Regions from separate parts of the Homo sapiens genome. Here region 2 is linked to region 1. The links are chromatin loops, found by intact Hi-C in ENCODE. Cell type or tissue: MCF 10A. All regions are shown on one strand. Each heading gives the region's core, and the rest is flanking DNA. Links, peaks and the distances in the headings are about the cores only.

Region 1 (11,724 bases), core at 3,577-8,576:
CCAAATGAAGGTGACTGGTGTGGCCTGCCACAGATGCAATAGGGTGACCCCCCCTCAGCCTCAGGCTTGGTACCTCAGGCTCCCAGGCTTGTGAGTCAAGCATCATCTGAACAAACAAGGCATGCTCCATGCAGCTCCATCTTATGCTGCTGTAGTGACAGAAATGGGGCCTGATATGGTTTGGCTGTGTCCCCACCCAAATCTCATCTTGAATTATAGTTCCCATAATCCCCACGTGTTGTGGGAGGGACATGGTCACAGGTAATTGAATCATGGGGGTGGTTTTCCCTGTGCCGTTCTCATGATAGTGAGTGAGTTCTCATGATATCTGATGATTTTATAAGCATCTGATATTTCCCCTGCTGGCACTTCTCTCTCCTGCCACCATGTAAAGAAGGACCTGTTTGCCTCCCTTTATACCATGATTGTAAGTTTCCAGAGGCCTCCCCAGCCATGCAGAACTGTGAGTCAATTAAACCTCTTTCCTTTATAAATTACCCAGTCTTGGGCAGTTCTTTATAGCAGCGTGAGAACAAACTAATACAGTAAATTGGTACTGGGAGTGGGGTGCAGCTGAAAAGATACCCGAAAATGTGGCATTGACTTTGGAACTGGGTAACAGGCAGAGGTTGGAACAGTTTGGAGGGCTCAGAAGAAGACAGAAAGATATGGGAAAGTGTGGAACTTCCTAGAGACTTGTTGAGTGGCTTTGACCAAAATGCTGATAGTGGTATAGAAAATGAAGTCCAGGCTGAAGTGGTCTCAGGTGGAGATTAGAAATTTGTTGGGAACTGGAATAAAGGTAACTCTTACTATGCTTTTAGCAAAGAGAATCGTGGTGTTTTGCCCCTGCCCTAGAGATCTGTGGAACTTTGAACTTGAGAGAGATGATTTAGAGTATCTGGCGGAAGAAATTTCTAAGCAGCAAAGCATTCAAGAGGTGATCTGGGTTCTCTTAAAAGTGTTCAGTTTTACACATTCACAAAGAGATGGTTTGGAATTGGAACTTATGTTTAAAAGGGAAGCAGAGCATAAAAGTTTGGAAAATTTGCAGTCTGACAATGTGATAGAAAAGAAAAACCCATTTTCTGAGGAGAAATTCAAGCCAGTGGCAGAAATTTGCATAAGTAATGAGGAGTCAAATGTTAATCGCCAAGACACTGGGGAAAATGTCTCCAGGGCACGTCAGAGGACTTCACGGCAGACCTTTCCATCACAGGCCAGGAGGCCTAGGAGGAAAAAATGGTTTTGTGGGTTGTGCCCAAGGGCTTACTGCTTTGTGCAGTCTCAGGACCTGGTACCCTGTGTCCCAGCTGTGGTTAATGGGGCCAACATGTGAAGCTCAGGCCATTGCTTCAGAGGGTGAAAGCCCCAAATCTTGGTGGCTTACTTATAGGATTGGGCTTCTGGGTGCACAGAAGTCAAGAATTTAGGTTTGGGAACCTCCACCTAGATTTCAGAGGATGTATGGAAATGCCTGGATGTCAATGCAGAAGTTTGTTGCCAGGGTGGAGCCCTTGTGAAGAACCTCTCCTAAGGTAGTGTGGAAGGGAAATGTGGGGTCAGAGCCCCCACACAGAGTCCCCACTGGGGCACTGCCTAGTTGAGCTGTGAGAAGAGAATCATTGTCCTCCAGATCCCAGAATGGTAGATCCACCAACAGCTTGCACTGTGCACCTGGAAAAGCCACAGACACTCAACACTGGCTTGTGAAAGCAGCCAGGAGAGGGGCTATACGCTGCAAAACCACAGGGGTGGAGCTGCCCAAGGCCATGGGAACTTAACGTCTTGCAACATTGTGACCTGGATGTGAGACATGGAGTCAAAGGAAATTATTTTGGAGCTTTAAGATTTAGTTACTGCCTTGTTGGATTTTGGACATGCATAGGGCCCTTTGTTTTACCCAGTTTCTCCCATTTGGGATGGGTGTATTTACCCAATGCCTGTACCTGCATTGTGTCTAGGAAGAAACTAACTTGCTTTTGATTTTACAGGCTAATAGGTGGAAGGCACTTGCCTTGTCTCAGATGAAACTTTGGACTTGGACTTTTGGGTTAATGCTGGAATAAGTTAAGACTTTGAGGGACTGTTGGGAAGGCATGGTTGTGTTTTAAAATGTGAGGACATGAGATTTGGGAGGGTCCATGGGCAGAATGATATGTTTGGCTGCATCCCTACTCACATTTCATCTTGAATTGTAGTTCCCATAATACCCACATGTTGTGGGAGGGACATGGAGTGGGGTAATTGAATCATGGGGGCAGCTTTCCCCATGCTGTTCTCATGATAGTGAATGAGTTCTCATGAAATCTGATGGTTTTATAAGCATCTGGCATTTCTCCTGCTGGCACTTCTCTCTCCTGCCACCATGTGAAGAAGGACATGTTTACTTGTCCTTCCAACATGAATGTAAGTTTCCTGAGGGCTCCCCAGACATGCAGAACTGTGAGTCAATTAAACCTCTTTCTTTTATAAATTACTCAGTCTCAGCCTGTTCTTTATAGCAGCATGAGAACGGACTAATACAGGTAATGTTCACCCCATCTAACCCCTCTTCCTGGATACCCAGGAGGGCAACATTCCCAGCCTCCTTAAAGTTGTGTGGGGACCATGTGACTAAATCCTGGCCAATAAGATGTTGTGAAAAGAATGTACACCACCTCTAGAATAGGCCATAAAAACAAACTTCCATGCACTTCCCAGCTCTCTTCCTCTTCCACTACCACTTTGGAAGCCGGGTGGCTGGATATCCAGGTGGTGGAGCCTCAGCATGGAACAGGCCCAGATTCCACAGTCACTGCTTGGCAAAAGCTGTGAGGAGACGAGACACCCAACCTACTTCTGGATTTCTGTGAGCAAGAAATAAATATTTGTTGTGTCTAAACTCTGAGAATCGGAGGTTGTTACCCTAGCTAATCCCTGACACGGGCATGTCACACAGACTTTTGGGTGTGTATCCACTTCTATTACTGTGAAAAACACCAAAAGAAAAAAGCAAAGTTTATTGGCTCTTATGTTTTTTACTACCATCATAAAAAACTCAACAGTAAAAAAACAAACAACTCAGTTACAAAATGGGCAAAGACATGAGCAGATATTTCACCAAGGAGAAGACGGAGATAGCCAAAAAGCATGCAGAGGCTGGGCGCAGTGGCTCAAGCCTGTAATCCCAGCACTTTGGGAGGCCGAGGCAGGCGGATCACGAGGTCAGGAGATCAAGACCATCCTGGCTAACACGGTGAAACCCCATCTCTACTAAAAATACAAAAAATTAGCTGGGTGTGGTGGTGGGCGCCTGTAGTCCTAGCTACTCAGGAGGCTGAGGCAGGAGAATGGCGTGAACCCGGGAGGCGGAGCTTGCAGATGGCACCACTGCACTCCAGCCTGGGTGACAGAGCGAAACTCTGTCTCAAAAAAAAAAAAAACAAAAGCACGCAGAAACATGTTCCTCATCATTGACCATTAGGGAAATGCAAATGAAAAGCAGAAGGAAATATCACTACACACCTATGAAAACAACTATGGTTAAAAAAAAATGCTAACAAGAATCCACAGAAAGTGGTTCTCTTATCCATTGCTAGTGAGAATGTAAAATTGTCAGTGTCTCACAAAGCTAAGCACGCATCATAATACCCAGCCCTCACACTCTTGGGCATTTATTCAGAGAAATGAAAACTGATGTTTGTGCAAAAACCTATACGTGACTATCGATAGAATTTTTATTCACCATATTTGCAGAAACTCTGGTACGTGCATATAATGGAACACTACTCAGCAGTAAAAAGGAACAAACTATTGTTACATGGATCTCAAGAGAACAAACACTGAGTGAAAAGTCAACCTTGAAAGATGATGCAGTGTGTGATTCCATTTGTACAACATTCTCATAATGACAAAATGATAGAGATGGAGAACAGATTAGTAGTTGCTAGAAGACAGGGACAGGGAGGGGGAGGTTGCAAATACCAAATACGAAGAGGTAGTGCAAGGGTGTGCATTTGTGATGATGAACAGTTCTGTGTCTTGACTGTGGTGGTGGTTATCAAAATTTATACACGGGATGAAATTGCATAGAAACGGAGAGAGAGAGAGGAATGATTACCATCTCAACAATAATGAGAACTGAATAAGGTCTAGAGTCTAGTAGCATTGTAATATCAATGTCAATTCCCTGGTTTTGATCTTGTGCTGTGGTTATATAAGATGTCAGCATTAAGATTAGCTGAGGGAAGCTTACAAGGGACTCTGTACAATTTTTGCAACTTCCTACAAGTGTACAATTATTTCAAAATAAAATGTTTTTTTTTTCCCACAGGGTAGGACATGAGCAATGATAATTCCAACCAGAGACCATCTACTAAGTGGACCTGTGGCCAAAACACCAGGTGTTCTCACTGTGATTCCTACCTACTCTGGTGAAGTAGTATTTCTCCTCCAGTTTTAATAATGAGGACAAGTTGTTATTTTTCTTCCCAGCAAGCCAAAAATAGCAGCAACAATCCCCACCATCCAGGGGTATGACATACACCCTGAGAAGCAAAGCTCCTGCACCAAGGCCTGCTGGAAGGTAAAAGCAGCCACGTCCGTCCACGGCATGAGTGTAAGCTGAGCCCCTACTAGGTGCCAGGGACTGTGCTTGATGTTGAGTGGAGAACAGGCTGAAGAAGACTTGGGGAGACAGTGAGGGAACTCAGAGTCCAGATGGGAGAGAATGATGACTTGGCCAGGAGGTTGTAGTGGGGAGGAAGAGAAAGCATGGATTTGAGACTCCTCTGGAGGTCAAATAAATAGGACTTGGGGATTGTTTGGGTGTGGACAGTGAAGGAGAGGTACCTAGGGTGACTTCCTGACCTACCTCTCAGCTTCTGTGACAAGAGCCAGTGCCTCCAAATCAGCATTTCATTGCTTGGGCATCAAGAAGTCCCAAACTCTTTGCACAGGTTTCCTGTTCCAGTGGCCGGCCCTCAGAATCTCCCTCCCCTGGGCCTGTTGGAGATTGTGGGACTGATAATGGGAGCTAGAAGGGGGTAGCCCCTGGAAAGCTCCATCCCACGGTGGGTCTGCTTTGGGCCATGCCTGTGCAAAGCCCTCCACCAGCTCCAGGGGTGGCTGGTGCAGATCTTGTTCCCAGTCCTGAGATGGAGCGAGGGGAGGATATGCTCCCATGGGGAAGACTGGAGGAGGAGCAGATGGATGGGGGAGAGTGAGTTCAAGCTTTAGAGTAGCTGGAATGGTAAGTGGCCTGTCCAAGCTCAAGGATGGAGTTCCTAAGTTGGGAATCATCAGCCCACACAGCTTTGCCTGGAGATGGTTTAAAGTGAGCAGGAACAAGAGCTGAGGACAGGGGCTGAGTTTAATGATTGTATAAAGGAGGGAGAGACAGAGAAGGGGCAGTCAACCAGGTAGAAAGAAAAGCAACAGAGTGCTGGAGCAGGGGCGCAGAGAGAATGACAGATCCAGAAAGAGAAGCTCTGGGATCTGTGAGCTGAGAGATGACAGCACAGACATATCCACTGAGCTGGAGCCCTGCTGGCCTCTGCTGGTCACGCCACACACAGCGGGGAGCACAGGGCCTTCAGGCCACTTGTTCCGTGGACACCTGGTCTTGCTGGCCTAGGTCAAGGGCACACACCACTGCCCTGGAGGGCCAGCAGAGGAAACTGGCTGCCTTCCTGCATGAATTGGGGCTCTCTCCTTGCCTGCCTTGGTGCCCCCAGTGGTGAGTCTTTGGTGAGGAGACCAGGTGCCCTGGAGTGTTATGTGTTTCTGCTCAAGGGTCCCTTTCTGTAGGTCTACTGGTGTCTGTAGCCCCTTGACTTCCTTCTGAGAATGATCAGGGCTGGGACGCTGCCTGGAAGTTTTGGGCAAAAGACTCTGTCCCCCAACCCACTGGGGTGAATGAGCCAGCAGGAGCCTGGAGCTCCTGAGGTCTTGTGTGGGGAGCAGGGTGAGAAGGACCGAAGGACAAGACCCTGCTGACACTGTGGGAGCCCCTGGCCTGGCTGCACTAGGCCCTCCTGTCACTGGCTCATCTCCCCCACTTGAGCCACTGGGGTAGGTGCCTGAGAATAAACTGACAGGGGCCTCCCATCCCTCCATCTGGGCCTCTCTCCCTGCTGGACCTGCCTCCTTGACCTGGGAACAGGCCAGAGTCCTAGACAGGCTCTGTCTGGACTCCTGGCAGCCACTGTCTGTGCCCACACCCACGTTCCACATGTTCTGAGGACCTAGCAGACTCCAGCCTGGCCCCACCCAGCCCACCTCACCTTCCCCAACCAAAAGCTGGGGAGACCTAGGTCAGTGACAGCTCCTCTGTGGGGGATTTATCCCCTACACTCTGTTTAGATTCTCAAAACATAAGATCCAGTTTGTTAGCCCCTTCCCATGAAACACCTGGGCCTGCACACTCCAAAATTAGACAGAAGAAGCTCCTCTGGGAATTCGAAGACACCTTCTCTGCTAATTCTCCCATTCCCGAGTGGTTTTCACAGCTCACTAGAACCGCCAGGACCAGCTCGGCCTCCCTAATGAGCCAGCGCTTCCCTAGCTGGGAAGTGCTCTGGCCCTAGTGAGTTTTTCTCGGCCATAAATGCACATGCTGTGGGTCAAGGATGGAGAACTGGCATTTATGGTGGATCCCGGTTTTAATAAGGTCAGGCAGGGACTCTTTCAGGTAAGCCCAGAGAATGCCACCTGTGGCAGGGCAGGGACAGGGGCATGATTTGCGTGGCTCAGGACAGTGACATGACCATGAGGAGGTACATCCGGCCTCTCCCACGTGGGTAGCATCCTCTCTGACCCGCTTCCTCAGCCCTGGCTCCCAGCCTCGCCCCCACCCCCCAGGCTATCTGACCAGCCCTCACCAGCCCTGCCAGCTACAGCTGCAAGATGGGATGCAAAGGCTACGAGGTCCGAGGGTATCCCCAGGGAGTGATGGCAGCAGGCAGGATGGCGATTCCAGGAGATGCTGTTCCCCCTCCCCCGCGGGGCAGTGACAGTCCTGGGGAACCCACTTTTAGAACAACACACCAGGCTTGTTTGCAGAGGTGTCAAAACCTTCCAAAAGCCAGACCACAGGATGTGGACCTGCTGCTGCTGCTGGACCTGGGGAAGCTGGACAGGTCCCTCAGCACACCGCTGTAGGTGTCAGCAGAGCAGGCTGTTGGCAGGCGCTGTTCCTCCGGCCCCAGCAACAGGCCTGGGAGCAGCCCACCAGGAGGCCCCGGGGGAGCTTCAGTCTCCAGCTTCTTACTGGGCCCCTGTATGCTACCCTCAGCTGTTGCTGGTAAAGCTGGGGCCCTCAGGTCCATTTGTGCAGCGAGTCCTGGGCCCCGGAGGACACCGCTAATCAGCTTCTCTGCTGGCCAGGGGATACTCACGGGCCTCACTGCAGGGCCACTGCAGCTGATCTGGTGCCTGGCCTGCCAGTGGCCCCTCACATGTAGCTCCTCCCTGTTGGTAACCCCCCACTTAGCTCCTGCACCCTGCTCTTCTCCCACCGGCCCTCAGGCCAGCCCTCCACCTGTCCCCCGCCCTCCCAGGCTAGCTTGGAGCCCTGGTCTGGGAAGCAGTGTTCCCATGGGAAGAACCCGGAGCCAGGCCTCAGGACACCATGCACACGTCTGCTGCAGAGCAAACAGCTCTTGCCTCTCGGGCCCCTTGCCAGCTTTTGATTCATGCAACTTAGAAAATAAGACATATTTTTATGCTGTTTGCCACGTTTATGAAGGAGAAATGTGTTTCATTGACTGGCCCAGGACCTGCCCTCTCATCAGCCGGCAGAGGCACAGGCTCCTCCAGGTGCCTCTCACTCTTTCCTGGGCCTGGGTCAAAAGCGCTAAACCTGCTCCAACAGCCAAAGCAGCCAGGCCTCACTCTTCCAGATGAGAACTTCGGGTCAAGCGTTTTCTTCCCAGTCTCACTCCTCAGCCCTTCCCCCTACCATCTTGTTTCCATAATCCTGAGGCTCAGGCAATTAAAATAAAATATCCTTGTAGTCTCTAGATGTTTACTAAACCAGCTGGTAATGAGCTAGGCAGGATCATCTCTATTACATAAAGGAGAAGAACAAAGAATTAGGAATATGGAAGACATTCAAACGTCTTAATTAGTGCTTCCATTTGTAAAAGCTGCTCCATCACCGAGAGCTTCTCTCAGAGGCCCATCACGGGCAGGCCAGGGACCCTAAAGCCCCCGTGCAGACTGCAGCAGCACTGTCAAAGGCTAGCTTTGGTCTCGGCCAGGCCACCTGGCCACAGCTCCACACTCAGGGATCTGGGGACCTTGAAGCATCAGATGATGGCGGGGCCCCGGGCTGGGTCCAAGCTCTGCATGGACTCCTGGAAAGGGAGAGATGGGCAGTGTCTGCAAGCAGATGTAGCCAACAATGAGGCAGAGCCCTGGGCTCCAGATGGCTCCCACACTGGGGCAAGTCTTGGCTGTGCTCCTCGCCACACCACTGGCAGACACTGCGCCTGGCTGGGGAAATTCCTCCAGCTCCTGGCCTCTTTCTCACCCTCCCTGAAGGCTTCTGGATTCCCTCACAGCCTCTGCTGAAGCCTGAACACCAGAGAACCCAGAGGATGAGCATGCCACAGACTGCCCTTCACCTTGGGGCTGCAGCCTGGACCCCCAGGCTCGCCCAGGCAGCAGGGCTGGGCTTGTGGGTGGGAGGGCAGCATGACAGTGGGAGGTGATGGTACCGAGCAGAGCTCTAGGGTCAGAGAGTCAGGCTGAGCCTGTGCCTCGGCCCTGGTCCTGCCCCATGGGCTACCCATGGCTCCCCCTCCACGGTGATGTCATCCCAGACCACTTCATAATAAGCACAGCCCTGTGTCCTGAGCCCCGCCTGGGGCCAGGCCTGGGCTAAGCACTCCACCACATTCACTGTCTCGCCAAGGCCTCACCATAACCCCATGGGGCGGTTCTGTTATTAGCCCCACTTTACATCAAGGCAGAGAGAAGAGAACAGCCATCTCAACCAGCCAGCAGGAGCCTGGAGTTCAGAGAGCTCGGAGCTCCACTGCACACCACATACCCGGAGCTGCCGCCTTCGGCCAGTGTCCATCCCCAGCCTCCCAAGCTTGGCCCAAGCCCCCTGGCCTTTGTGGGGCTGAACCCACCACTGAGCACACCCAACATGCCCTCATCCCACAGTTCCCTGCCTCCCCCACCTGAGCCCAGCACCCCACAGAGGCCTGATGAGGGCACAGGCTCAGTAAACACGGGTGGAACTGCGCTGATTGAAGGTTGGAGACTGTCTTGAATTAAACCACGATGGATGACTCTTTTAAAGCAGGGGAATGAAAGAAGAAGAAAGTAAAGCTGACATGAGTAGCCTTAGGCTTTCAGCAGGCCCAATTTAACAGTTCGAGAAGTTGCCACTATTGAACAATAATTCTTTCCTGTGAAGCGCCCTGGTCTAATGCTGGACAGAGTCCTCTGAGCTGTGCTAAGCCAGTTCCCTGCCTTTACAGGTCTTACGTCTTAAACCTTTGAAAGTAAACGTCAAATATATTACACTCCTGGGGCACGACTCTCACTGGCCACATTTCTGGAATACCTGAGACTAAATAGCCAAACTTCAAATGGATTCAACCAACTTGTTGAGTATCTACAAGAAGAATTGGATAATGCCCTTGTCCTTGAGGAAGACATGGGATGAAACATTGACAGCTGGGATGGATTAGGGTAAAGGCTTTACTGAAAGGATGTAAGAATTGCCACATTCCTCCCACTTGGCCAGGGGGAAAGGTAATTCTATCGTGGCTGGGGTCAGGTGGGAGGGGAGGGATGCATGCAGGGATAGTGTTTTACAGAGGAAAGGCATTTGACTTGATCTTGAGGGAGAAATCGGAAGGTCAACCGGGGCAGGATATCGGATATTCCACGCAGAGGGAGCAGCTCACTCGAGCCGAGTGACGTGCGGCTGTCAGCACAGGGAGCTGCAACCGCCCGCCCCTCCGTCTGCGTGAGGGGCCCCTCGTGGCATCTTCCGAGTGCTATGGAACACCTTGCTCCCGCTCCACCCGCCCCGCCCTCCAGTGCCTTCGTATTTCTCTCATGTGCTTTTGTCTTTTTTCCTTTCCTTTTCTCCCTTACATATCCAACTGACACCTTGTCCACTTTGCTGCAATTACTAATTCATGGATTGATTAAATCATCTACTCCACAGATACTTACAGATGAGCTGCTGTGTGCAGTGTTCACGGAAGGCACTGTGGAATTGGGATCGGGCGCCTGCCCCGAAATCCCACACAAAGGGGACAGCAGGAGGAGGCCGCTCAGCTGTGGGAGTGGGACGGGGAAAGGGAGGTTTCAAGGCCAAGTGGAAGAAGTGGCGGTGGGGGAAGGTATTCCAGGTGGGCACACTGTCACCCACTCATTCACACCATCCACACTGCCCAGACACACACACACACACACACACACACACACACACACACACACACGCTGGCTGCTTCTCTGCTCTGCACCTCAGAGACCATCTATACAAACCTGATGGAAGTGTGTTTAGTATATTTCATTAAAAGATGCTTGGCCGGCCGGGCGTGGTGGCTCATGCCTGTAATCCCAGCACTTTGGGAGGCCGAGGCGGGCAGATCACGAGGTCAGGAGATCGAGACCATCCTGGCTAACATGGTGAAACCCCGTCTCTACTAAAAATACAAAAAATTAGCCGGGCGTGGTGGCGGGTGCCTGTAGTCCCAGCTATTCGGGAGGCTGAGGCAGGAGAATGGCATGAACCCAGGAGGCGGAGCTTGCAGTGAGCCGAGATCGCGCCATTGCACTCCAGCCTGGGCGACAGAGCGAGACTCCATCTCAAAAAAAAGAAAAAAAAAGATGCTTGGTCAACACTGCTTCCTTTCTTGGCCCTGCTGCCTAAGGTGGCCACGGCTCTGCTGTCTCCAGCCCCTGATGGTAACTCCCCGACCCCCTGCCTGCGGGTTGCCTCCTCCTGCCTGCAGCACTGTGAGTCATGCCTCACTCAACGCCCTCCATCTGCGCCATCTGAGTGGCCCTGTGTGTCCCGGTGGGAGGCTGACTCCTCCACATTGGCCCTCGGTGGAGGCCAGGAGGGTCTGAGGTCCTGGAAAGTCACAGAGATGGTGGAGGCAGGGTTCCAAGGTATGGTTTCCTACCTTGCTGATTCTCCCTGGGTTCTGGCTGGCCAGGCCTGGGTGGATGTCCCCTTCCAGTCCTCTTCCCAGCTTCCTGGGCCCTAATGTGGGCTGAGTGCTGGGCATCAGACCTTCTTTCTCCAACAGCCCAAGGATTAGAACATATAGCGTGGGCACCAGAGAGCAAACGGGAGGCCAGGCCCATGTTGGTGCAAAGAAAGGCTCACAGACCTGCGTCAGGCGGGCATGGGGCCCATCCCCCCACTTCCCTGTTCCCACGCCCAGAGGAGGGGCCTGGCTCATGCCTGCTCAGGGTCGGAGGGCCAGGCTGAGCCAGGGCTGCCTTTCTCTCGGCTCCGTCCCAGGTGAGGGTGCCTTCCCTGTGAGCTGATTGGAGCCAGGGAGGACCAGAGGATGGGGACACAGTCACAGCGAGGCCCTGGCTGACGCTGTTTGTTCCAGGTCGCCTTTACGGGACTTCACAGGGATTCAACAAACTGGTTGAGTATCTCCAAGAACCTGGACAAAGCCTGAGATGGGAGCCCGGGCTGGGCGGATACTCGAGGCCAGGTGTTCTGCACTGTGTAGCTGAAGGTGAAGGTGA
Region 2 (11,724 bases), core at 2,602-7,601, 130 kb before region 1:
TCTGGGATCCAGACCTATAGCCCCAGGCCCACGCTCACATCCACAGCCTGGGCCCCAGGCCTGGAGCTAAGGCTGGACAGGCTCACCTCCTCCCCGACAGCCCATTACCAAACCCCCACCTTCCAGCCCAGCCTCACCCCTGACCTGGCAGCTGGCCTCACCCAGCGTCTTCTAAGGCCAATGGTTTCTGGGCTTATTCTGAGATTGAAATTCCTTTCCTGTGTTCTGAATTTCAAGTTCTCATTAAAGATATGTGGATTGGGGGTGGGGGTGGAGGGAGGATTCAGCAGAAGATGCCAAACACCAGCAGAAGCCCAGAAAATAAGGCAAGGCCGGCCAGGCTGTGGGGGAAGGGCTGCCATGTTCAGGAAGACAAGCACCATATGGAATCTGGGATCAGAGACATGGCCAAGGGCACGTGGCCAGCTCACCTCGCCTGAGCAGAGGCCCCCAGAACCACCCTGAATCTTCCAGGAGAGGCCAGCCAGAAGCACCAAGCCCACAGCACAAGTGACCAGCCCCTGAGCTCTCGGGGACACAGGGGTTGCTAATGCCACTGGGCTTGCCCGACAGCAGCTAGCTAGCAAGGAGCAAAGCTGGGGCCCTGCCCCCGGGTCTGGAGCACTCGCTCAGCCCCTTCCACGCTGGCCCTCCTAGATTACTCCTCCTTCCTTCCCTGCAAAATAGTCCAAGGGTGGGGATAAGTCGAGGCTGAGACCACAGCTGGAAAAGGCTGGGCAGGCAGTACCCAGTGGCCCGGCTGTCTGCAGCATAGCAGACGCTGATTTGTCACCAAGGAACAAGGGGCCACCGGTTGCACTGATTGGCTCCAGAGTACATTGGGCTTCCTGATGGAACAATTCCTTTGCAAAGGTATCTGATGCCGTTTCATGAAATTAGAAGTATGCCTGCCAGGCTGTACCCAATTTTTCTGTCAAGCTAGGAAGTCAGACAGACCTACAGTAAATGAGGCGGGGCTGCTATGGAGTGACGGGAGTACCTTAGTAAATCACAGCACGGGGGCTGGCCCAGCCCAGGCCCCTGGAGCACTCGCTGTGAACGTGCAGGTGTGCCCGATCCTGGGCCCCAGACTCCAGACTCTCCTCACCCAGGGGTCCTGACCAGAGGCTGAGGGCTGAGCTCGCAGCTTCCCACTCTCCCAGCAAGAGCCAAGCACAGGCCAGGAGTCCCTGACCACACGGGGGACCCTGAGAACTATGGGCCTGCAGAACCACATCAGACACCAACCCTGGCTTCACCACAATCCAGGACCAGAGACTGGGGGATGCTGGGAGGTGTGGGCTGGCACAGTGAGGCCAGATCTGAGGCGACAGTCATGGACTGTCACCATGGCCGCCTGGCAGCTCCTTTCACGTTTCTGGGCCCAGGGCACACGTGGGTTCTGAGTTGAAAAAGACAGACGCCCATGAGTCTGTGCAGAGACTGCTGAGGCTGCTGGGAGCACCTCCAGAGTCCTTGTAGGGCACATGCCTCCAGGGATCCAGAAAGAGCATGCAGGGCCTTTCTCCCTGAGCAGCCAGGTGAGGGTTGGGACCTACCACAGGCACCCTCCCAGGGACCATGGCAGCACAGAGCAGGAGAGGCGCTGTCTGGGGCTCTGGAGGCCTCTTCACAGGCACAGACTCAGAGACGCAGGCACTGGACTCAGGCCTGGCCGGGGGCCCCCGCCCCGCTCCACGACACTTGCTTGCCTTTAGGCAACAGAAGATGGGCCCTTGGACAGCCTTCATAGTCCACCATGGAGGCCCCAGACATGAAGGCAGAGGTGTCTGGGCTGCTTGTCACCCACATGCACCCAGAACAGAGGCCCCAGCCCCAGCAGCCCTGCTACGCCCTGCCGTCAGCCAGGCAGCTGGCCCATTTCTGAGCCACTGAGACCGGGGCTCAGCCTCAGCAGCCAAGCTGGTCTGTGGAGAGCTGCCTGAGTCTCTGGGATGCTCCCCTGGGGACCAGGGCCTCAGAGGGCTCTCCACACAGCCTGCCCACCTGCAGTAGCCTCACCTGTGTCCAGGGCCTGTGGCCCCCCGAGAGGAGGGGACGTGGGTGGCCGGCGATACACCACATGCACACGGCCTTGCTCAGCCTCCTGCGCCGCCAGCCCCTTCTCCAAGGGTTCGATGAAGAACTCCTCCTCCTCCATCCGGATCAGACCAGCCTGCGGGACAAAGACAACAGGATCAGATTTCCAGCACACAAAAGACCAAGGAAGGGGAACAGCGAGGAGACCCCCTCAGGGAGTACCTCCCACCTGAAGACCCTGCCCAGCACCCCAGCTGGTGCTCAGCTTGAACCCTGGGCTGGCCGGAGGGTATGAACATGTGGTCCCAGAGGCCGCCCCCCGCCGCCCACCCTGTCTAGGAAAGGGGCCTCTGTCTGGGTCATCTCCACCCCTATACACCAACCCTGTCTGCTTTCAGAAAAGTTACTGTGTTTATAAAGTCAAAACCGTCCAGAGAAGCAGGGAGACATTCAAGGGCAGCTGTGGGCCTGTGCGTGTCCCCAGGAGGGCATCCACCAAAGTGCATCAATATGGGCCAAGTGCTGCCCCCACTCCCAGGAGCCCAGAGTCCAAGACAAAGGTCAAAACAGCCAGCCGGGGATTGAATCTGCCCACACACATGTTCCATCTGGGCCAAACAATATTTTTAAAGCTCTGAAGCTAACACTCAGAATGATGAGATTTCATGTCTTGAACATGGAATCCCAGCTTTCCTTGGAAACGCAGGCCCTGACCACAGCGGGTCTTGGATGGAACACATGCCCCTGCAACTGGCTCCAGTCCCTACTGCCCCCCAACTGTCTCTCCTGCTCTCTGTGTCAGCCACCAGCCCAGACTCTACAGGCAGCTGAACTGCTGCCCCTGACCCCCTAGGCCAGCCAGCACCCTCCCTGACTACAAACTCCTCGCTGGGTCCTCATTTCCGTTGGGACTCAGGCTGCTCTATATGCTGGCATTCAGGCTCTTGGCCTGCCCCACCCTCCCAGACCGCGGCTTGCACCACCCCATGCTTCTCACTGGGCTGGGTGCACCCTGCCGAGCCACCCAGCCCCTGAACCCCATGCTGCCAACTCAGGAATCCCCATTCTCCCACCCCACCACCCCATCCCCAGCTCGGCCATCTGGTAAACCTGTGTTCCCCCTTCGAGGCCTGATTCAGACCCCCTCACCTCTCCTGCCCTCCCCTGCCATCCAGCCTGCCCTCCCCTGCCATACCCTGCCCTCCCCTGCCATACCCTGCCATCCAGCCTGCTGGCACCATCAGGTCCACCCATCCCATGACAACTCCAGCTCCTACACTTTTATCTTCTGGTCCATTATCCATAAACCAAGGTCTCACACTGGAAGTGCACACTGTGTCCAGCCTTCAGAGTGTTTCCTTCAGATCACAAGCTTATGACCCATGCAGGGGATTTTAAAAGCTTGAATTTGTTGCCAAACTTAAGAAACAGGAGAGTTCACATAAACGACCAGATTTCCAGACTCTCTTGAAAATCAGAAAAGCTGGCATTTCCAGCACCCATCGACACTCCAGCTTAGCTGGCGCTGGCCGGGGTCCCCTGTCCAGTTAGGAGTGTGCCCTCTGGTGGGCAGCCCCCGGCACCTGCCATCTGGATGTGCGGAAACCACACCCCCCCCAAAGTAACCTCATGATGGCCTCTGCCATATCATCATCTTGGTTGTGGGGGGGCACGGTGGCGCACGGGCTGCCCCTCCTTCTCCCTGACCCCAGGTGCTCGGTGAGCCCCATCCTGTTGCTGGCTGGGAGCCTCTGCAGACCGAGATGCAGTCAGTGCCCCCCAGGGCCTGCTGGGCGGCTGCCCCTAGCCTCAAGTGTAGCGAGGGAGGCTGGAGATGCCTCCCGGCGCACTCAGCCTGGGCCCTCGGGAAGCTGATGTGCCAGGCAGGGGCTGGTGGAGGTGCAGGGCCTGGAGGAACACAGAGCCCAGCATCAGGCCTGGCTCCAGAATGAAGGATGCCTCCGGCAGGAGGTGACATCTACCCAAACCCACCCAATCCCTTTGTGCTGGCCAGGCAAAGAGTCAGAGAGAGGACCAGTGCTCCATATGGGGGAAACCGCACATGCCATGGCCGGGGAGGTGGACGGAGCACAGCTGGTGGGAAGAGCTGACCAGGTGGGTGGACAGGAGCATCAAGGGCACGGTGCCCGGTGGCCCATCACTCAGGGGGCTGGTGAGGGAGATTGTAGGCAGCCCAGGGCTTCTGGGGGGAGCCTTGATCTGATTCCAGTTCAGAAGCATGGTGGCTGCGGCAGGGGGAATGGGCTGCGGAACAAAAATGGGTCTGGGGTCCTGGGGAGAAGGTGTTACAGGCACCTGGGAGAGGGGTAATGGTCCAGACGGGAGCATGAGAGACAAGGACGAGTGGCAGGTATGAAGGAGGTGAGGAGCGAAATGGACAGGACGTGGTAGGGTAGAGCCGGCTGAGATGGGAGGGAGGAGGAAGCACCTGGTGGGCTTCCAGGTCTGTGGCTGAAGAACCGGCCCCCAAAGTTACCCAGGCCCCCATCCCTGGCAGCTGTGAGGGTAGTGGACATGGTGGAAAGAGACTCTGCGGGTGTGATCAGGTCAGCTCTGGGGCTGGCTGGGCCCTGAATGCAGTCCTTGCCCACTTCCTTATGCCGGGGAGTGGAGGGGGATTAGGCAGATGCGCAGAGGACGAGGCCATGGGCAGACAGGGAGGATGCCAGATGCCAGCTTTGGAGATTGGAGCGATGTGGCCTCAAGCCAAGGAATGCTGGCAGCCCCCAGGAGCTGGCAGAGGCCAGAAAGTGTCCTCCCCCAGAGTCTCCAGAGGGAGCGCAGCCCTGCCGATGCCTGGATTTGGGTCAGGTTATACCGACTTCGGACGTCCGGCCTCAGAACTGTGAGAGAACGAATTCCTGCTGTTTTAAGTGGTTCCTTACAGCAGCCGCAGAAAAGTAATTCAGGGTCCTGGTGGGTGGCCGGCAAAGTGGGTGCCATTCTCCGAGGGGCATGAGAAGAAGGGCAAGGGGCGCAGGACCCTCTGGGCTCAGGCATCCTGGGCTTCTGGGGAAGAGGCCTAGGAGGCAGTGGTAACCAGAGTTACCAGGGCAAGACCGAGGTCGGAGAAGGAGGTCAGCAGGGCTGTGGGAGGAGAGCGGAAGAGGGGGTGGGAACCCTGCAGGCCCCACGCTTCTGACTCATCCCTGGGTCTCAGGGCTCAACCAGGCCTGGCGAAGACTCAGCAGATGCCTGTGGAATGAGCGAACCGATGACCCCAAAGCTGCAGGCCACGTCCCCCAAGGGAGGCACCGAGCAGGCAGGCGGGAAGAACACAGCCAGGCCTGTCCACTGGCACAGGGGCAGTGTGTTTACCAGTGCAGGAGTTGGGAGGGTCCAGCACTGATGGTCCCGGTGCGTGGTGTGGAGAAGGCTGGTGCCTCAAATCCATCTTATGACTGAAACTCATTGGATGAAGTGCAGGAATTAACCCTGGGGGGCGGCAGCGGGCAAGCTGTCCTGGAGCGTGAAGTTCTGACTTCCTGGCACCCTTTCTATCTGGCCAGGTGACCTCAGGCAAGGTGTCAAGCTCCCCAAGCGTCCAGTGACTCGTCTGTACATGAGGCAGGTCATTTCCCGTGCACACTCACACAGGAGCACATGCAGCCTGGGAGACACTGAGAACCAGGCCACGCCTCCACCCAAGTGATTTCATCCAGCCAGCTTGCTTTCCAAATGAGGAAACCGAGGCCTAGATGGGCAGACAGGCTGCTGGGGACACACAGGTTCTAGGGATCAGAACTCACACCTACACGGAAAGGGCATCTCCCAGACAGGTCCCTGGGCCAGACTGGGCCGATTGAGCCAATTAGGGCAGGACACTGGGGCATGAGGACCCCTTATGGCAGCTCCATCTTCTGGGGGAACTTGCAGCCCAGGTCGGGAGCCATCGATGCCACAGGCCTGAGGCCCTGGGGTTATTCTGGAGGGACCTAGTGTGACAATGAGGCCAGGCTCAGCCTGGGGAAGGGCAGTACTCTCTGGCCGGAGTAACCCGGGGGACAGTTTGGGGTCTCCCTGACCAGCAGGGGTCAGGCTCCCCTCCCTGGCTGCCTCCCTGAGGACAATCACTGGGCTGAGCCAACAGCACTAGCTCCATCTGATGCTGCCCTGGGCCTTGCCTCCTGGAAGGGCACCCCTGCAGGCGACTCCTCGGAGGGCACAGGAGCACACTGGGGTCCATCTGAAGCAGGGCCTGGGCTCAGGCTTCCTCACACAGCCAGAAGCCTCCAAGCGGTGGCATTCTCCAACACAGACGTTCAACATGCTCCTCACAGCCCCGCCCGTCTCTGTTGACCACCGTGCGATGCGCACAACGCATGCTGGACGATGAACATGGTGGCACCTGCCCCGAGACCAAAGGCTGACACCCCGAGACCAAAGGCTGACCCCCCTGAGACCAAAGGCTGACACCCCCCGAGACCAAAGGCTGACCCCCCCCCCGAGACCAAAGGCTGACCCCCCGCGAGACCAAAGGCTGACCGCCCCCGAGACCAAAGGCTGACCCCCCCCCCCGAGACCAAAGGCTGACCCCCCACCCGAGACCAAAGGCTGACACCCCCCAGAGACCAAAGGCTGACCCCCCCGAGACCAAAGGCTGACCCCCCCGCGAAACCAAAGGCTGACCCCCCACCCGAGACCAAAGGCTGACACCCCCCAGAGACCAAAGGCTGACCCCCCCGAGACCAAAGGCTGACACCCCCCAGAGACCAAAGGCTGACACCCCCGAGACCAAAGGCTGACCCCCCCGCGAGACCAAAGGCTGAACCCCCCCGAGACCAAAGGCTGACACCCCCCGAGACCAAAGGCTGACCGCCCCCGAGACCAAAGGCTGACCCCCCCGCGAGACCAAAGGCTGACCCCCCCCGAGACCAAAGGCTGAACCCCCCGTGAGACCAAAGGCTGACCCCCCCTGAGACCAAAGGCTGACCCCCCTGCGAGACCAAAGGCTGACCCCCCCCCGAGACCAAAGGCTGACCCCCCCCGAGACCAACGGCTGACCCCCTCCAAGACCAAAGGCTGACCCCCCCCCGAGACCAAAGGCTGACCCCCCCCCCGAGACCAAAGGCTGACCCCCCACCCGAGACCAAAGGCTGACACCCCCCCGAGACCAAAGGCTGACCCCCCCGAGACCAAAGGCTGACCACCCCCGAGACAAAAGGCTGACCACCCCCGAGACCAAAGGCTGACCCCCCGCGAGACCAAAGGCTGACCCCCCCGAGACCAAAGGCTGACCCCCCCAAGACCATCAGCTGACGTCCTGCCAAGACCGCTGGCCAGAATAATGCTCGGGGCGGGGGGCACTTCACGGAAGAAGTGGAGATCATTTTATTCCCTGATTTTCAAACACTTCAGTATATGCATCCCAGGAATGATCTGTCTAAAACACACAGAAGAAAATTGACAGGAGAGCAAAGCACAAAATGTGAGCTATGTTTTGCTGCATTTTTTTCCGGGACTTTGATTTTCCTGCTGCCAGTGTCAAGTGTATCTGTTTTTACATGTAATTTTTATTAATTAGAATCAGTTTCCTCTCCCCACTCAATAAATATTAAAGAAACTCCAGAAGCACACTAGGCTGAAAAGCACTCAGTTGGGAGCCTGCTGGTGGCCTGTCTGTCCAACCCCACAGCTGTCCAGCCTGGGGTCTTACAGAAAGGTTGGTACCCCGACCTGGCTCTAAGTGTGAGTCCCACTCTGCTCTTGAAGTCTGTGGATGTCTGGCAAACCCAGCCAGGTTCTCCCCTGGGGGACAGAGAGAGGATCATGGGGAGGGCTCTGTCCCTGACCTTCAGGTGCCACCGCAGGGGCCCAGAGCCTGGTAGTACCCGGGTCATCAAGTCAAGTTGCCGGCATTCAGATCCTGGTGAGTTACACAACGCCTGCCCTGCCTCTTCCTTCTATAGAACCTGCTCCTTTGCAGTTGGATTGATGGTAAAGTAGTTACTAGAAATGGCAACTAGATGTTAAAAATTTATAAAGATCCAAAGGCTTAACAGCTCTCCTCTATTACTCTGAATTTTTAAGTATTCAACCACAGACAGCCTGGAAGTTAGGGGTTCACAGGAAACACAAGCATGCATCCTGTTTCCTTCTGCAGAGCACCCAGGCTGGCTGGTTCCCACTGCCCCTTCCCATGGAAGCCACAGCTGCAGCCATCAGCAGCCTCCCACCTGTGTATGACTGGGACCTGGTCTGTCACTCAACCTTGTCAACCTCCAGCATAAACACTGTCAGGTGTGTGCCAAGGTTGCAGTGGCAACAATCAAGCATAGAAGGCACAAAGCATAGGAAGCACACAGGTCCATGCACAGAGGGACCCAGACTTTGCCAAGGGACAAGGCTGCAAGTCCCTGTTGCCCTCAAACTCACCTCCCTCCGAAATACACACACAGCACGCACCTTGCCAAGAGTCCCCCAGATGCTGGCATCTGCTAAGATTCCCATTCCTGAAAGTATTCTAACTCCAAGATTCTTTCTCCCCATCTTCCTTTTGGTAATGAACCTGGGAGATCTGCTGGACAACGGGGCAATGGCCAGGCAGCCTCCCCTGCTGTGACAGCTGCCTGGTGGAATGACGGTCTCACAGGGAGAGCTGCACAGTGCCTGCAGTTCCCAGGGCGCCTCCTCTCAGAGCCTGCTCGGGCACTCTCTTGCCTCTCCCAGCTCCCCAGGGAGGTCTCTAACAACCTTGGGAGCTTTCAGGGAAGGGGGCTGGACCCCTCACTACTGAACAGTCCCAGGAGTGGGAAGTGTCATTGAGTGGGATTTGAGCCACTCCGTCCTCACCACTGGACAGTCCCAGGAGTGGGAAGTATCGAGTGGGATTTGAGCCACTCGGTCCTCACCACTGGGGGCTCCTTTACAGTTCAGCATCCCAGAGGATTTCACACACTGACTTTTCCACTTTTCCAAAAGGGACGCCAGCGGGCAGGAGCTGTCCATGGGGTTAGGAAACAGCTGTCCTCACCCGCATCTCCACCAGCTCCTCCTCTGTCTCATGGGATCCTCGCCAGGTGCCAGCCACTCCCGTCCTTCCTCTTGGAGAGCGACCCCTTGTCTAGGGCTCTGTCTTGGAGCTATGGCTGGAGCTGGGCCTTCCAGGGTTCTGCTGAGCACAGTGACCACAACAGAGTTGCCTCTGAGCTCCACAGAACCTGATGACTTTGCTTGGCCACTCTAACCTTCCCTGGACCTGGTTTCAGGCCCTACAGACCTTTACTCCAGAAAGTCTCTTTTTTGGCCTAAGCTGGCCGGAGCCAATTTCCAACAGGACCAAGGAGCCCCGACAGTCACATGCCCAGCGAGGCTCTAAGGAAAGCTAGACTCCACTTTGAAGGGCAGGGTGGGGGGCGAGGCAGGCAGGGAGAGTAAGCACTGGACGCTGAGCCAGGGGCCCTGGTTTCCAATGCGGTCATGGCCAGTCCTGCCCCCTTGCAGGCCCCCAGTTCCCTCATCTGCAAACTGAGGAGCTGGACTACGTAACCTATGAATTACTGCTTATCCTGTTTATTCATCACCCCAAAAAGAAACCCCGCACACGTTGGCAGGTACCGATCATCCTTCTAAAACTCTACTAGGACCAAGGAGAAAGAACCAAACCAAAAACCAGAAACCCACTCCTGTAAAATAAAGGCCAAGGCCGTCCCATGGCACGCAAGGCCTTCCATGGGGTCCCAGCAGCCGTCTGTCCCTGGGCGCACCCCCAGTGTCTTCCTCTCTCTCCGGGCTTCTATTTGCACCTCAAAGCCTACACCGCTGCCCTTCTCTCTTGTTATAGAGGTCAGTAAGTAGCAGAGAGCTGGTAAAGATCTGTCAGCACCAAACTGAGACTCCCCTCGACTCAACCAGAGAGTTTAAAATGCAACTGAAAAGGGAATCATTTTTCATTATAAAGTTCAATGCTTTTTTTCTTCTTTTTTTGAGACAGAGTCTCGCTCTGTCACCCAGGCTGGAGTGCAGTGGCGCAACCTCAGCTCACTGCAAACTCTGCCTCCCATTTTTAAGCGATTCTCCTGCCTCAGCCTCCCAAGTAACTGGGATTACTGGTACACACCACCACATCCAGCTAATTTTTGTATTTCTAGTAGAGATGGGGTTTCACCATGTTGGCCAGGCTGGTCTCAAACTCCTGACCTCAGGTGATCCACCTGCCTCGGCCTCACAAAGTGCTGGGATTACAGGCATAAGCCATGGCGCCCGGCCAGTTCAATGCTTTTTAATATATAACAGCTTTATGGTGCTGTGATTACCATACCATACATCTCAGCCATCTAAACTATATGCTGAAAGTGAACAATTCAACCATAACCACTATTGATTTTAGAACATTTTCATCACCCCAAAAAGAAACCCCGTACACATTGGCAGTCACTCCCCATGTTTTCCCCAACCTCTCCTCCCCAACCCAGCCCTGGGCAACCACTAATCTACATTCTGTCTCTATGAATTGGCCTATTCTGGACATTTCATATACGTGGAATCACATGCTATGTGGCCTTTTGTGACTGGCTTCCTTCACTTAGTATGTTTTCAAGGTTCATCCATGGTGTAGCATATAGCAGTATTTCATTCCTCTTTTATTGTCAAATAATACCCCATCACATGTATATACCACATTTTATTTATCCATTTGCCGGTTGATGGACATGTGGGTTGTTGGTTTTTGGCTCCTATGCATAATGCTGCTATGAACATCTGTGGACAAGTTTTTGTGTGGACATGTGTTTTCATTCCTCTCAAAGTGGAATTACTGGGTCATACAGTAACTGTGCCAGACTGTCCTCTACAGGGGCTGGACCATTCTCAGTGCCCCCAGCAGTGTGTGAGGGTTCAATTTCCCCTCATCCCCACCAATACTCATTATTCTTAGGCTCTTTGACTCTAGCTATCCAGCAGGTGTGAAGTGGTGTCCCATCATGCTTCGGCTTGCATTTCCCTGACAACTAATGATGCTAAGCATCTTTTCATGAGCTTATAGGTCATTTATTTAACTTTGGAGAAACATCCATTCAGATACTTTCCCTATTTTTAATAAGACCATTTTCTTTTTATTGACCTGTAAGAGCTCTTTATATATTCTAGACACAAATCCCTTATTAGATATACAATTTATGAATATTTTCTCTTGTTCTGTGGGCTGTCTTTTCAACTTTCTTATTAGTGTCCACTGAAGTCATGAAGGACTTTCTTGAAGTCCAGTTCACCTATTTTTTTCTTTTGTCCACTTGTGCTTCTGGTGTCATATCTAAGACTTTGCCTAATCCAAAGTAACAAAGATTTACTCCTACATTATTTAAGAGTTCTATAGTTTTAGCTCTTACATGTAGATCTATGATCCATCCATTTACAGTTAATATTTGTGTATGGTGTGAGGAAGGGGTCCAACTTCATTTTTCCATATGTGGATATCCAGGTGTGCCAACACCATTTGTTGAAAAGACCATTCTTTCCCCCACTGACTTGTCTTGGACCTTTGTCAAGAATCAATATGAGGATGTATTTCCAAACTCTCAGTTCTATTCTACCAATCTATATGTCTATCCTTCTGCCAACACCACACAGTCTTGATTACTACAGCTTTGTAGTAAGTCTTAGAATTACAAAGCATGAGCCCTTCCTCTGTTCTTCTCCTCAATAGCATTTTGGTTAGTCTGGATC

Evidence for each region. Hi-C counts contacts between places; a loop is a spot of excess contacts. Peaks named below come from ENCODE experiments on the same cell type or tissue, not always from the same donor. Only the 100,000 strongest peaks of a DNase experiment are listed, where the experiment ranks them.
Region 2: it touches region 1 in a loop (2.2-fold over the local background); 1 of 110 quality-filtered maps calls a loop at or near these places.

What each region holds. Positions count from the first base shown.
Region 1 is chr5:179,398,959-179,410,682 of GRCh38, forward strand. No RefSeq gene overlaps it. Among named protein-coding and RNA genes, the nearest start is that of ADAMTS2, 59 kb to the left of the region's middle. In MCF 10A, for the core only: a CTCF peak has its summit at 5,555 (motif pointing left); no DNase peak of the experiment used is centred there.
Region 2 is chr5:179,270,889-179,282,612 of GRCh38, forward strand. ADAMTS2 (ADAM metallopeptidase with thrombospondin type 1 motif 2) reads right to left here. Exons shown (of 22, transcript NM_014244.5): 3 at 2,023-2,176. Among named protein-coding and RNA genes, the nearest start is that of ADAMTS2, 69 kb to the right of the region's middle. In MCF 10A, for the core only: no CTCF peak of the experiment used is centred there; a DNase peak (open chromatin) is centred at 5,243.